Linked DNA regions of Homo sapiens: all the other regions are linked to region 3. A link is a contact called in ENCODE Hi-C or POLR2A ChIA-PET data. All regions are on one chromosome and are shown on one strand. The core of a region is the stretch at or near the end of the contact, and the rest is flanking DNA. Distances in the headings are between cores, read along the strand shown. Region 1 holds the start of PLAC8 (placenta associated 8). Region 2 holds the start of COPS4 (COP9 signalosome subunit 4). Region 3 holds the start of MRPL1 (mitochondrial ribosomal protein L1).

Region 1 (3,148 bases), core at 96-2,595, 5.3 Mb before region 3:
AACACAGCTCACTGTAACCTCAAATTCTTGGGCTCAGGCAATCCTCCTGCCTCAGCCTTCCAAGTAGCGGGGACTACAAGCCTACGGGCACTTACCACCATGTCTGGCTAATTTTTTAATTTTTTGTTTTTGTTTTTGTTTTTTTTTAGAGACAAGGTCTCACTGTGTTGGCCAGGCTTGTCTTGAACTCTGACCTTAAGCAGTCCTCCGCCTGGGCCTCCCACTGTGCCGGCCCACCCTCATTTCTGAAAGGTTTTGTTAAACAAAGTTTATGAGAGGCCATTGTTATGGACTAGCCTCCTGCTCTAGGCCCCAGAAAATCAGACCAAACCAGAATGAAGTCGCTTGTGCTAAGTGACATATAATCAAACTGAACTTTGAAATGGACCAGTTTTCCAAAAAACAGGAGATTTCAGTCAACCTCAGTCAGTGTAGTAAGGAAGTCCTCTCTGTTTTAGTCCTATAAGGAAAGTAACTTTGAAACAACCAATCTATCTTTTTTTCTCTGTTTCCGCTTTCTTCATACTCACCAGGACACTCATTCTATTTTATAGAATGATGTGTTGCTTGATTCTAGAATTGCAAATAAAAGGCAATTACATCTTCTAAACTAAATTTGTTGTAATTTTGTCTTTTGATAGTTTAAACTATGGGATCAGAAATTCAAAGACTATGAATAAAAATTTCAAAAGAAAGAAATAGTAATACCACCAATAAGAAGAATAATTAAAAAGGTACAAAGAAATTGGATGCAACATTGTAAAAAGAGCCATAGTTTGGAGCTGAGCTGACATGAGCTAAAATCCTAGGTGAGTAACTTGTTAGCTATGTGGCCTCTGAAAGTCAGCTCAAGAATCTGAGCTTGTTTCCTCACCTCTAAAATTGAAAAAATAAGGCCTAACTATCAAAGTCATTAACAAGTCATTGATAATGCTTGGCCTATTTTAATGTTCAGTATCTGTAAGTTGATACCATTAAAGGATGCTTGAGATGCCAACTACTATATAATCTGAAACAATAATGATCTTTTTTTTCCCCACAAAGATAACAAAAAACAAACACAAAAAAACAACAGTAAGCTCTGCCAGACATGTAAAACCAATCAAACTATATAATGAATTAAATCCTTTCCCCATTAAAAAGACGTATCAGTGTACCTAACACAATATAGGAAAAGAAACACACCTTATTTGGCAAGAGATATATTCATTCTCCAGATAAGAGAAACACACATTGAAACCACTTCTGCTGGATTACTCTGGCCAATAAGAGCGTCTGAAACTGTTCTATGTACTATGCCCTGCGATAGAAACACAGTTACCTCTCCCCTTTCACGTAGTTTTCATTTGTGGTGAGATTCTCTCCCAGGCCACAAGACATTTCCTGCTCGGAACCTTGTTTACTAATTGTAAGTACTTTACAAGTAAGAACTTGTTTTAAAAACTTAGCATTCAAAAAAAAAAAGCTTTCTTTAAAAGTTATTTGATTTTCTTGTTTTTTTCTTAGCATGTTATATTTTGAGTTTCAGCTAAAAGACTAAGGTTTTCTTATCTAATTGCTTTAAATTTATACATTTAGTCAAATTCAACAATTTCTTGCTAAGCATTTTGCCAAATGCCAGGCTTTTCAAAGTAGTGTAAGATCCCAGCCTTGAATCCTCATCAATTGCTGCTTTCTGCAGCAAACACATATTATACATTGTATTTAGTAACATGATCATTAATTTCACTCTTTATTTCAATATGTATGCATGTTGACTTATGCCGGTCTAATTTCTTTCTGCTTTACAAATATTCTATTTTATCCATTCAAAGTATTTAGAAACAAGATATGGAATTTTGTAGATTTAGCTAATGAATTATAAGAATTCTTGAATTCTCACTATGAAAGTAAGAAAAACAGACTAGAATTCTTCAAAATTAAATTCTGGTGCTTCATTTATATGTATAAAGAGAGATGGAGAGATTATGAAATGGAAATGTTTCAATCAAAGCAAAAAAATGAAATTTAACATCAATAAACAGTAGAAGAGAAAAATCTCAATAATATGTCTAGTATCTGGATTAATCAATATTAATAATATGTATTAATATTACTATAATTAATATCATGTATTATATTAATATTAATGTATTTTATTAAGATAGTGGGCTGTCCTCAGGAGTGAAGTGCTCATAGAAAGGAGAGACAAATACAAGATTGATTCTTAACTAATAGATAAAATTAAGGTGTTTAAAATATGAGCCAAATACTGCAAGATTTCCTGACATTGAGACCATTCCACAGAACTTCCTAAAGAAAGGTATTCTAGTCTCATTCTCCAAAGCTTGCCCACCAAGATTCCCATTTCACTACCTCCTGCCCCCATTTTTCCTGCATTTTCCAAGGTGGCCCCTGCCAACTTTTTTTTAATCACTCTCTCTGCTCCTGTGGGGTTAAAGATGGCATGGAACAAAACAGCTGTGTGGTCACACCACAACGGGCAGAACTGCTGGCCACAGATAGGAAACCTCAGGCATCTCCTTAGCCCTTACCAAATCCAGCCCAACACGTTTACACACCCTGGCACTCAATAAAATATTTGCTGAATTAAATTGGATCTGTAGTTATTAGTAACAGAAGAAAAATAAGGCCACTGGTCGTGGGTTACAAAATGTGCTCTGCAAGGCCACTGGCATTAGAATCTTGTGAAGTGCCCAGGATACTGCACAGGCCCGCACCTGAAGGGAGAGGAGCTAGTTTGGAATGTGCTCCCGGGAATGCGAGAGGGTCTAGCATGGGCTTCATCGCATGGAGGAAGGTGTACCGTTTTTCGAATTCTCACCGAAGCAGCTACGTGCTCACCAAGCCGTGTCTGTGAGAAGGGCCACGTTTTTCTAGTTCATAGGACAAAAGCCTATGGCATAAGGGCAGCAGCCCTGCGGGTGCACGTTACAGACTTTTAGACCCTAGCTCATTCTATCTAAACCACAATCTCTGAACAGTGTGTAGAATTCTACATTGTACAGATTCCTCAACCCTAGCTCATTCTATCTAAGTCACAATCTCTGAGCAGTGTCTAGAAATCTACACGTTAAAGAGCAGTCCAAGTGGTTTTACTAATAGTAAGCTTTGAGGACCACTGAACTAAGGAGACAAGCTGGTACCT
Region 2 (2,864 bases), core at 281-2,780, 5.2 Mb before region 3:
ACAATAAGTGAATATATATTTACTGACAGCTTAATAGTAACAACAACAATCTTACCGCACTTTCTATATGTCAGGTACTGTTCTACGTGATATAAGTGTGGTAAGTATATATGCACACACATACTCATCTTGTCCTCAGATAATGTCAGACAAGAATAAGTCCTATTATTATCTTCATTTTCCTGAGTGGGAAAATGCAGCACAAAGTAGTTAAGCCCAAAATATACGGCTGAATTTCCCACTGATAAAAGTAGATTACGTTTGCCACCAGAGAAAAGGCAGCCTAGCCTACTTAAAACAGTCAGAATTTCAATGACCAGGTTAGAACAGGTGTATCCCATTAATATACATCAAAGTGATTTCAGCTGTCAGGATGTAAACATTAAGATCAACTTGAGAGGCATACTTTATTTACTTATTTATTTACGGAGACGGGTGGCGGCGGGGGGGGGGGTCTCACTATGTTGCCCAGGCTGGTCTAGAACTCCTGCCCTCAAGTGATCCTCCCTCTCAGATCTCTCAGGCCTCAAGTGATCTCAGCCTCTCAAAGTGCTGGGATTACAGGCGTGAGCCACTGCACCCGGCCTAGAGAGGCATACTTTAAACAGAAAGCATGTTCATTACAAAAGAGAAATGCTGTGACATCTACAAAGAGAAAATGAACAATATACGTCTACCTACCTATGCTTAATACTGTTGACAACTGCTTGCAGAACAGGCACGTCACACATTTTAACTTGGAGTGAACCTAAGCATTCTATATAAATTTCGACAAAATTCAGATTCCTGCAAACATCACTACTGTAGACATCCTGACCCACGATATGAGCACATTCCGCCTATGTGCCATCAGAGTTGGTGGCAGAGAAAATACCCGAAACACAAGGACCCACAGAAGACAGTCTGAATGGTCTGGACGACATGACAGCGGCCATACCGCCTCAACCTCAGCCAGCCCCAAGAAGCCATCTCCCCGAAAAACGCAGCATCAAGGCCCCAGAATATACATTTCTCTGAATCAAAAAAAAAGAGGAGGAAGGTCCAAAGAGAGGCCAGATTCGGTGTGAGGCCGGCCAGCGATGGGAAGAGGTACCAGGGAAGGCTACTAAGGCCAGGGTAGCAGTCGTCTCTCAGACCGCTGTTCCAAAATCCTAAGGGACCAGAAAGATTCTATCAAGAACTGAACAAGCTGACAATCATTTCAAGTCTATAGCCTCGAAGGCCCCTGCACAAGGTCCCCTCCAGCTTTCTGCTTCTCCCAACATTTGCCTCCCCAGCCGACCTCAGGCCCGCCCCCTTGGACGTCAGGCCGGCTCCTAGCTTCACGCCCAAGAGCCGTGGCCAACCTAAGGAGATTAAGGCTGTGGCTTTCTTTCCCCACCTCTGTACTCCCGCGTTCCTGGGAAATACTCACTTGCCAGCCAGATCTTTATGAGAGCCGCTCGAATTCATGAGCTGGGCCAAATCCTGTCGCACGGCTGCCGCCATCTTTCTCCCAGCTCAGCGGTGGATGCGGGGGCCTCTGGCAGCCAAAAAGAAAACGAGTGTGGTCCTCCAGAGTGCAGCCAGAGGGAACCTGAGATGCTACAGAGTAGCGTCTGTGTGGGCCAGAGCGTCGGGTGTGGGAGCCTGGGCTAGCTCCGCCCCCAGGGTTGAGTGATGCGGAGCTCCACTCCTCAGGTCTGAGGCCTGCCCAGGTCTCTCCTACAGGCTCTGGCTCTCACGCTTGGACTTTGGATTGGCTGATGAACTCCAGTAGTGAGTCTCTGGTGTAACTCCAATGAGTAGCCGGTACATAAAACGACTGCGTTTTCGCAAAGTTCCGTTTCTCACGTCTGTGGTTTACCGTCCTTCGATCTTTCAGGCAGCGCTTAAACTGCCTGTGGTAAAGAATGAGTTTTGTTTCCGATTCACCACAGAAGATACTTTTTAGAAATACAATTAAAATGTCCCTATTCCTCCTCCCACTCCGTGCACTTTATAATGGTTGGTCAGACATTCCAGTTTGTCCAGTACAAAGCGATTTTCCCTCTGTCGTCCTGGAGTAATGATTAATATCCCCCCTTTCGGCCGGGCGCGGTGGCTCACGCCTGTAATCCCAGCACTTTGGGCAGCCGAGGCGGGCGGATCACGAGGTCAAGAGATCGAGGCCATCCTGGCTAACACGGTGAAACCCCGTTCTCTACTAAAAATACAAAAAAATTAGCCGGGCGTAGGTGGTGCACCCCTGTAGTCCCAGCAACTCGGGAGGCTGAGGCAGGAGAATGGCGTGAACCCGGGAGGCGGAGTTTGCAGTGAGCCGAGATCGCGCCACTGCACTCCAGCCTGGGAGACACAGCGAGACTCGGTCTCAAAAAATAATAATAATAATAATAACATCCTCCCTTTCATTCTAGAAACCGTTCCATTTCAATGGAAGATTATATGGTCGCCTGCGTTTGTATAACATTCAATACTCATGTATTCTTATAGAATTTCTGCAAATACAAGCAAATATTAATAAAATAAAATTTTACCTCTCACAAGCAACACCACATAATTGTTCTGCCTTGGTTTTTTTTTTTTGCACTTTTCCTGGTACTGTGGTTTGAAATAATTGTCTTCTCCAAAACTCATGTTGAGGGCTGGCGCCGTGGCTCACGTCTGTAATCCCAGCACTTTGGGAGGCCGAGGTGGACGGATCACCTGAGGTCGGGAGTTCGAGACCAGCCTGACCAACATGGAGAAACCCCGTCTCAACTAAAAATACAAAAATTAGCTGGGTGTGGTGGCACGTGCCTGTAATCTCAGCTACTCGGGAGGCTGAGGCACGAGAATCACTTGAAGCTGGAAGGCGAAGGTTACGGTGAGCCAAGATTGCACCA
Region 3 (2,882 bases), core at 179-2,678:
AGAAGCCAAGAGAAGAAAATGTGACAAGAAAATTATAATATTCAGGTATTTTTGGTTTCTTTGGATTTGTGTAACATAACGATTTCTGTCATACATGAAGATGCCTTCAACCTCCTTTCAGAAATAATATACATTTTGGTTTGCTCACAAAGTAGGCATCAGGGTCTGTTGTTATCTCTTGTCACCCCTAATTTTTGAGCAATAACTCTCTTGACACAGTTTTCCTAAAAAGAAACTCAAAAAAAAAAAAAAAAAAACTGTGATGCAGTGTTAAATATACATGTATCACTGACCTAGGATTGCAAGCTTCAGTACTTCCTCTGCCATTTACTAGTTATATGAACTTGGCCACATATCTAATAAGTTCAGTTTCTTCCTCTGTAAAATGGGGGTAATGCTGGCTACTGCTTCTACCTAAAGACCTACCTAAATTAAACAATATATATCACTGGACTTCAAAAACACAAAATAAAAGCAAAAAGCGTTGCACAGGCCGGGCGCAGTGCCTCACGCCTGTAATCCCAGCACTTTGAGAGGCCGAGGAGGGCGGATCACCTGCGATTAGGAGTGCAAGACTAGCCTGGTCAACATGGTGAAACCCTGTCTCTACTACAAATACAAAAATTAGCCAGGCATGGTGGCACACGCCTGTAGTCTCTGCTACTCGGGAGGCCGAGGCAGGAGAATCGCTTGAACCTGGGAGACGGAGGTTGCAGTGAGCTGAGATCGCACCACAGCACTCCCAGCCTGGGTGGCAGAGCGAGACTGCCGTCTCAAAAAAAAAAAAAAAAAAAAATTGTTGCACAAGAAAGGGCTGTCATCGTAGACAAAAAGTTGAAATTATTAAGATGAAAAGAGGCGCTACCAAGAGGTACTACAGAATTAGCCCCCTCAAATGATAAACGTTGATCCAAATTAGACCACCTATGGAAGTTTAAGAACTGGAATCGCCTATAACGAAGTAATTCCGAAAGCACCAAAAAGCACTTTGAAAATTGCTCTAATTTACAGACTTAAGCCACTCAAATACATCATCTTTCCCTTATCAGAACTCACCTCACTTATCACACTCCACTACCCGCAGCCCACACCCCAGTATCAGAGACGACCCAGTCCTTGCCATGCCCATAGGTGGCTGGAGGGCGCTCGATGTACGTCCCGCTCCCACTCCCTCCCTCAGGGTGGACGTCTCCAGAATGGAGTGAAACCCTTCATAAGGTCACTTTTAAGTAGTAATGACCCACCCTCTGAAAAACCTAGAGACCAGAAACAGCACGAGGCATTTTCAGCACCCAGAGCAGAATCCGCCTTGCACTCTGCTGCAACCAGAGACTCGGTGCCAGAGCCATTTCCCCTGCAAGACAACCCCTCGCCTTACCTCTACCCATGCACCTTACGGCCGCCGCCATGTTGGGCACTCCGGATTGCGTTCACGAAATTGTTCCTACGTTTCTACTGGGAAGAATTAAAAAAAGGTTCCGTTCTAGAATCCGCAAAGAGGGAAGGAGTTAAAAAGAGAAAGAGGAACGGGGCGGGGACCAAAATGAGCTTTGCTGCCGGCGTGGCGGTGTTACTGTTAGTCCTCCGTGTTGCCCAGGACCCTGTGTGTTTCGTGGTTCCGGTATGGCTGGTTAACCACCTTCGGGAAAATACGATCCTGTTGGCGATGCTGTGATTATTTTAATCCTTCCTTCTTATTCTTTTTCTTTTTTGATCCTGCAAGTGTACTCAGAGCGACAATTTTAACAGGCTGTGAGAGTACTTAATACCCAACGTAAAATCTTGAAAAACAGGAACCCTGAAACCCACTAGCTTCCTCCGCCACTTTTCCGGCCTTGGAAAGACTTATTTTAAAAATTCTCTAGGCGTTTTCGCCGCTACCCGAGGGAGGTGTCCAACTCACTGACAAACTTTTTTTGCTAATTGTCAAACTTTCTGTCAGCGCAAGATCAACCTTAGCTTTAAAATCTTAAATTAATCTCTACATTTACCCCCTGCTGGCAAGCGAGTAGACTTACCATTAGGATCAATTGAATAATAATACTTGACATTTATAAAACATTTCTAGTTTTAAAATGGCAGCTCCAAGACCCACGCACAAGTTATTCTGATAGGAAAAAAAAACAAAAACAAAACAGAATGAGTGTACTTTCCATTACGTCACAGCTGTCGGTGTGGTTTATCTAAAACAAATCTGATTACGGATTTTATCACTTCCCAGCTTACCTCCCCCACAACACACACACACACACACACACACACACACACACACACACGTTTCTCACCTCCATAACTTGGTTCATTCTATCTTCTCTGCTTCGTGTGTACCGTACCCTACATCACCTAGGTAACTTTTTAAAGATTTCGCCTCAGGCTGTGTTTCTTTTAAACAGTTTTGAGATATAATTTACATAGCATACAATCTACCAATTTAAATTGTACAATTAAATGGTTTTTAGTGTACTCAAAGAGTTGTGCAGCCATCACCACAATATATCAGTTCTTGTCACCAGTCTGAGCTTTTTATGGGTAGAAACCATCTTACTCATTTTTGTAACCTCAGCACATACTTCAGTGCCAGGCCCATAGGAGGCTCTCAGTAAATGTTTGCTGAATAAATGAATATATGCATACATGAATTAGTGACTCAATTAGAATGGCAAGCCTGCAAAATTAACTTGCTTCAATGAAGCTGCCCACAGGCAGATGAACTGGATCAAAGGCATTTCCCAGATGCTTTATTCATATTTATACATAGTACTCATCTACATGAAAAAATAAGATTTCTAATGTATTGCCTTGTCTTGTTAACACCTAAGCAGTTACTTCAAAGATTCTATAACAATTTGTGACTTATGCAAAAAAATCGAAGAACTTAAATC

Evidence for each region. A loop is a pair of places that touch in the nucleus more often than their neighbours do. ChIA-PET counts read pairs that join two places held with the same protein, here RNA polymerase II (POLR2A). Pooled maps may share reads with other maps.
Region 1: a loop to region 3 is called in a pooled map, with 3 times the contacts of the local background. The contact joins the promoter of PLAC8 here to the promoter of MRPL1 in region 3. A Hi-C loop is called at or near these places in 4 of 50 pooled maps. POLR2A ChIA-PET finds 5 or more read pairs at or near these places in 2 of 52 experiments (GM10248 and activated CD4-positive, alpha-beta T cell).
Region 2: a loop to region 3 is called in a map of CD8-positive, alpha-beta T cell, with 7 times the contacts of the local background. The contact joins the promoter of COPS4 here to the promoter of MRPL1 in region 3. A Hi-C loop is called at or near these places in 2 of 168 maps with a recorded cell type or tissue (CD8-positive, alpha-beta T cell and naive thymus-derived CD4-positive, alpha-beta T cell) and 7 of 50 pooled maps. POLR2A ChIA-PET finds 5 or more read pairs at or near these places in 2 of 52 experiments (B cell and CD4-positive, alpha-beta T cell).

What each region holds. Positions count from the first base shown.
Region 1 is chr4:83,112,926-83,116,073 of GRCh38, reverse strand. PLAC8 (placenta associated 8) reads left to right here and starts at 1,345. Exons shown (of 5, transcript NM_016619.3): 1 at 1,345-1,408.
Region 2 is chr4:83,033,849-83,036,712 of GRCh38, reverse strand. It overlaps COPS4 (COP9 signalosome subunit 4), which reads right to left and starts at 1,530. Exons shown (of 10, transcript NM_016129.3): 1 at 1,415-1,530. The coding sequence starts at 1,488. RefSeq lists enhancers at 1,041-1,100, 642-1,147, 1,161-1,220, 1,261-1,310, 1,411-1,760 and 2 more.
Region 3 is chr4:77,861,376-77,864,257 of GRCh38, reverse strand. MRPL1 (mitochondrial ribosomal protein L1) reads right to left here and starts at 1,428. Exons shown (of 9, transcript NM_020236.4): 1 at 1,379-1,428. The coding sequence starts at 1,409. RefSeq lists enhancers at 881-980, 1,341-1,740.